Linked DNA regions of Homo sapiens: region 2 is linked to region 1. The links are chromatin loops, found by intact Hi-C in ENCODE. Cell type or tissue: body of pancreas. All regions are shown on one strand. Region 1 overlaps APBA2 (amyloid beta precursor protein binding family A member 2). Region 2 overlaps APBA2 (amyloid beta precursor protein binding family A member 2).

Region 1 (2,500 bases):
TCAGCCTACCGAGTAGCTGGGACTACAGGCACCTGCCACCACGCCTGGTTAATTTTTTTGGATTTTTAGTAGAGACGGGGTTTCACTGTGTTAGCCAAGATGGTCTCGACCTCCTGACCTCATGATCCGCCCACCTCGGCCTCCCAAGGTGCTGGGATTACAGGCGTGAGCCACCACGCCTGGCCCATGTTTTATCTTTTATACCATATTTTTACTGTGCCTTTTCTATGTTTAGATAGATACTTGTGTTACAGTTGCCCACAGTATTCAGCGTGGTAACATGCTGCCCAGGTGTGTAGCCTGGGAGCAATGGCCTGTAACCTATAGCCAAGGTGTGGAGTAGGTTTGTATAAAGTATGCTCTATGATGTTTGCACAATGATGAAATTGCCTAATGACAAATTTCTCAGAACACATCCCTGCCATTAAGCGATGCATAACTGTGTGTATATGTGTGTGTGTGTGTGTGTATGTGTACGTATATATGTGTGTATGTATGTGTATATATATATAAAATTTTTTTTATTTGGTTGGTTTTACATTCCTGGAATTGACTCTCCAGCAGGGCAGCTGTAAATATGAATTCCTCCGAACTGTTGTATGCATTGTTAATTTAGTAAAGTACAGTTTATGGTTTCCCACCGTTGGTTTAATTGTCAACTGTCTTGGAAAAATCCATTGTTGCAAAAACAGGAAAACCACTAATTGAGTGAATGCGTGCATTTAGGGATGATGGATTTCTCAGGTCTCTCTGGAAGCAAGTGTGTGCCTTGTGCAAATAAAACATAGTTTCTGTTTCTCAGTCTTTTGCTGTAATAAGTGAGCCATGTGCTCTAGCATCTGTCTGGATTATCCGGAGCTGGTGGCAGCTGTCACGGGTGTGGTGCAGTGGGGCCAGGCATGTGTTAGGAACTGGAAGCTCTGGGAAGCCAGGCTTTGCCTCCACGTGTGAGCCAGCTGTAGAGCGTCACTGCTCAGAGTTTGTCTTGACTCATCCTGAGAAGGGCACGTGGAGATCTGTGTCCCATTCCTCACCAGCCACTGAGTTACTATGGATGGAGGAGATGAGATGTGTGCAACTGTTCTGCTACAGTAAAGCACTCAGTCAGTGCAGTCACCAGGTTTAGGGTGTGTGTGTGTTTTACCAACTTGCCTGCTGGGTTTCAGACACCTGGCACTACCTCCAGCCTCTTACTGATTCTGGCTAGTACTTGTGAAAGCCGTCAGCTGGGTGATGAATGGACCGATTTTGGCCGCAGGTCCCTGCACTTCCCATCTGGCCTGACTGCTAGATTCTGAGCCCCTGAGGCAGGACTGAGTGGGTCACATTAATGGCTGATTGTCTCGGGAATGGCATTGGGTGAAGTCGAGGTTTTCCTGACCCACAGCTCCTAGTAGAAGTGCCTTTCTTTTGTGCATGTATTGTGAAGATTCTGCCTGTGAACTTTCTCTACCCTTTGAGTCCTAAGGTTCAGGTACTTGGAGAGGAGCGTGTCATCGTTTTGCAGGTTGGATGTGCGGTTGTTGGGGAAGACATCTTTGTGCTGTGTTGGGTTGGAAGCTTTGAGAGCAGAAGCCCCTCCAGACCAAGAACTCCTGATTATGTCTCTCCCTTGGGCTTTCGCAGTTTTCAGCTTCTAAATTAATTGCATTTTATTAAGTAATGGTTTTCTTCTTGATCACAGGCGTGCCTGTGCTTAATCAGCACTGACGACTGGTGCTGCTTCAGTTGATTTGATACACCTAGAGGCAGCCTCATCTCCAACTTGCCTTGACTTCGTCTGGGGAGCTGCCGTGGGGGACCCCTGGACTGGCAGCATTCCCACCCCTCACTTTGGCAACCCTGGTCTAACTCCGTACGTGTTACTCCTTTTATCTGTCACATAGGGTGGCTTAATCTAATAGTGGAAACAAAGGGGTGCGGGACACTAACATGGTAGGTCTCACCTTGCCTGTCATTCACCTCTCAGTCCTTTGACACTCAAGGACTCTGCAGTGGTAGAACCGGGGGCAGGTACCCTTCACTTTTCTTACCCCCGAGTCCCTTTGCCTGGAGCTCTGTCCATCCATCCACCCATCTACTCAGTAGGTATTTTCTGAGCAGCTACTGTATTCCAGCTTTCTTGTTCCCAGTTTAGAGCTGGGTGGGATCAGGAGGGAGGGCATGGAGGGGGCTGCTGGAGAATGTGCAGTGGCATCAGAGCCCCATTCTGGCTCTGGGTCCAAGGCCCTCCTAGAGAGGCACAGTCTGGCAGATGTGAGAGCCCCATGGTAGGTTGGGGTGGATCATGGACCCCATCCTATAAGAGTGGGTGGGTTTACCCCTTCAGAGCCCAGGCCAGAAGAGCCCTCCAGGCAAAGGGCCAGCCTGGAATGGGGCACCCTGGGCACAGGGGGGACTATGTGGTTTGTGTAGGTTAGAGCTGGAGATGGGGGTTGGAGGGCAGTTGCTGACGATTAGGAGCTTGGTGGCCCTAGAGAGTCCTTGCTGTGGGTTGGGA
Region 2 (2,500 bases), 71 kb after region 1:
TTGATATACTCTTGTTTTTTACTTTTTATTTTGAAATATTTTTAGATTCACAGGAGGTTGCAAAGAAATATTCAAGAAGATCCTGAACACTCTTCACTTAGCCCCGCTTCAATGTTAACATTATGCATAACGATAGTACAATAGTCAAACCAGGAAACTGACAGTGATGTAGTCAACAGAAACTAGTCAGACTCCAGTAGTTATAATGTATGTATGTGTGTGTGTATGTGTGTGATTCTGTCCAATTGCATGTGCAACTTCATGTAACCACCACCACAATCAAGATATTTAATTGTATCATCAGCAAAGGACTGCCTCATGCTACCCCATTGTAGCCACATGCACAGTCCCTCTTCCATCATTCCTAACCTATGGCAACCACTGGAGGACATTTGGAGTTTCCAGTTTGGGGCTGTTATGAACCCAGATCTGCTATATGAACATTCACTTACAAGTTTCTATGTGAAAACAAGTTTTTATTCCTCTATGATCAATTATCTACAATTGCTGGATTGCATGGTAAATTCATTTTTACTTTTAAAGGAGTTGCCAAACTATTTTCCAGAGTGGCTGTACCATTTTATATTCCCATTAGCAATGTATGGATGATTCAGTTTCTCCACATCCTTGCCAGCATTTGGTGTTATCACTGTTTTTTATTTTAGCTATTCTCATAGGTGTGTAGTGATATCTAGTTGTGGTTTAGATTGCATTTTTCTGATGCCTAATAATGTTGGGGATCTTTTCATATGATTATTTGCCATCTGTGTATCTTCACGGGTGAAATATCTGTTCATCACTTTTGCTCATTTTTTTTTTTTTTTTGAGACGAAGTCTTGCTCTTGTCTTCCAGGCTGTAGTGCAGTGGCACGAACTTGGCTCACTGCAACCTCCGCCTCCTAGATTCAAGTGATTCTCCTGCCTCAGCCTCCCGAGTAGCTGGGATTACAGGCGCCTGCCACCACGCCTGGCTAATTTTTGTATTTTTAGTAGAGATGGGGTTTCACCATGTTGGCCAGGCTGGTCTTGAACTCCTGACCTCAGGTGATCAGCCCACCTCGGCCTCCGAAAGTGCTGGGATTACAGGCATGAGCCACCGCACCTGGCCCACTTTTGCTCATTTTCTAATTAGATTTTTTTTTTAATTGTTGAGTTTTAAGGGCTGTTTATATATTCTAGATACAAGTCCTTTGTTAGGTACGTGATTTGCAAATAATTTCTCCCAGAGTATAATTTTTTTTTCTGTTATCTTAACTTGACCCTTGACAGAATGAAAGTTTTTAATTTTGAGGAGGTCAAAGTTTTATCAAATTTTTTCCTTTTATGGATATTGTGTTTGGTGTATGTCTAGGAACTCTTTGCCTAATCATTAAGGTCCCAAAGCTCTTTCCTTTGATTTTTTTTTTCTACATGTCTTATAGTTTTATATTTAAGTCCTTGATTCATTTTGCGTTAGTTTTTGTATAAGGTATGAAATTTATGTCAAATTTCTTTTTTCTTTTTTTGCCTATAGATGTGCAAATACTCCAGCGCCATTAATTGAAAAGGCTGTCCCTCCTTCATGGAATTACTTTTGCTCCTTGTGACAAATCAGTTGGGCATATTTGTAGGGATCATTTTTCCTGGGCTCTCTACTCCATTCCATTTGATCTCTGTGTCTCTCCCTTTGCCTATATCACACTGTCTTGATTACTATATCTCTGTAGGAAGCCTTAATATCAGGCAGGGTGATTTCCCCAATTTTATTCTCCTTTTTCAAAGTTATTTGGCTATTCTCAGGCTTTTCTCTTTCTAATAAATTTTAGAATAAGTTTGTTTGCATCTACAAAATACCTTACAAAGTTTGACAGGACTTTTGTTAAGCCTGTCAGTCAATTTAGGCAGAATCGACCTTTTAACTATGTTGAGCGTTCCAGTCCATGAGTATGTCTCTTCAGTATTTAGGTCTTTGATTTCCTTCCTTGTCATTTTGTAATTTTTATTTTATATAGATCCTGTACATATTTTGTTAGATATATTCATAAGTATCTTCTTGTTATCTTTAGAGCAACTTTAAATGGTGTTGCATTTAACAGTCTTGATTTCCACTTCTTTGTTATTAGTGTATAGACATGCAATCAGTTTTTGAATGTTGATCTTGTACCCTGAAACCTTACTGAACTATATGTTTTCCTCTCAGCACTGTCTGAGCTGCATCCTACCAACTTGGTATGTCGTGTTGTCATTTTAGTGCAGTTCTATATAGTTTAAAATTTCCCTTGAGATTTCCCCTTTGACCTATGGATTAGTTAGAAGTGTGTTGGTTAATTTCCAAGTATTTGGAGATTTTCCTGTAGTTTTTTTGTCATTGATTTCTAGTTGGAGTCCATTTTGGTCAACATATTCTGCATGATTTTAATTTTTTTGAATTTATTAAGGCTTTTTTTTGTGACCCAGGATATGGTCTATCTGAGTGTATGTTCCATGGACAATTGAAAAGAATGTGTATTCTGCAGTTTTT

The links. Hi-C counts contacts between places; a loop is a spot of excess contacts. Peaks named below come from ENCODE experiments on the same cell type or tissue, not always from the same donor. Only the 100,000 strongest peaks of a DNase experiment are listed, where the experiment ranks them.
Region 2: a loop joins it to region 1, with 2.2 times the contacts of the local background. A loop is called at or near these places in 14 of 110 quality-filtered maps.

Annotation. Positions count from the first base shown.
Region 1 is chr15:28,892,190-28,894,689 of GRCh38, forward strand. The region is part of intron 1 of APBA2 (amyloid beta precursor protein binding family A member 2); the gene reads left to right. Among named protein-coding and RNA genes, the nearest start is that of APBA2, 7.5 kb to the left of the region's middle. In body of pancreas, no CTCF peak of the experiment used is centred here; a DNase peak (open chromatin) is centred at 1,202.
Region 2 is chr15:28,963,680-28,966,179 of GRCh38, forward strand. The region is part of intron 2 of APBA2 (amyloid beta precursor protein binding family A member 2); the gene reads left to right. Among named protein-coding and RNA genes, the nearest start is that of APBA2, 79 kb to the left of the region's middle. In body of pancreas, no CTCF peak of the experiment used is centred here; no DNase peak of the experiment used is centred here.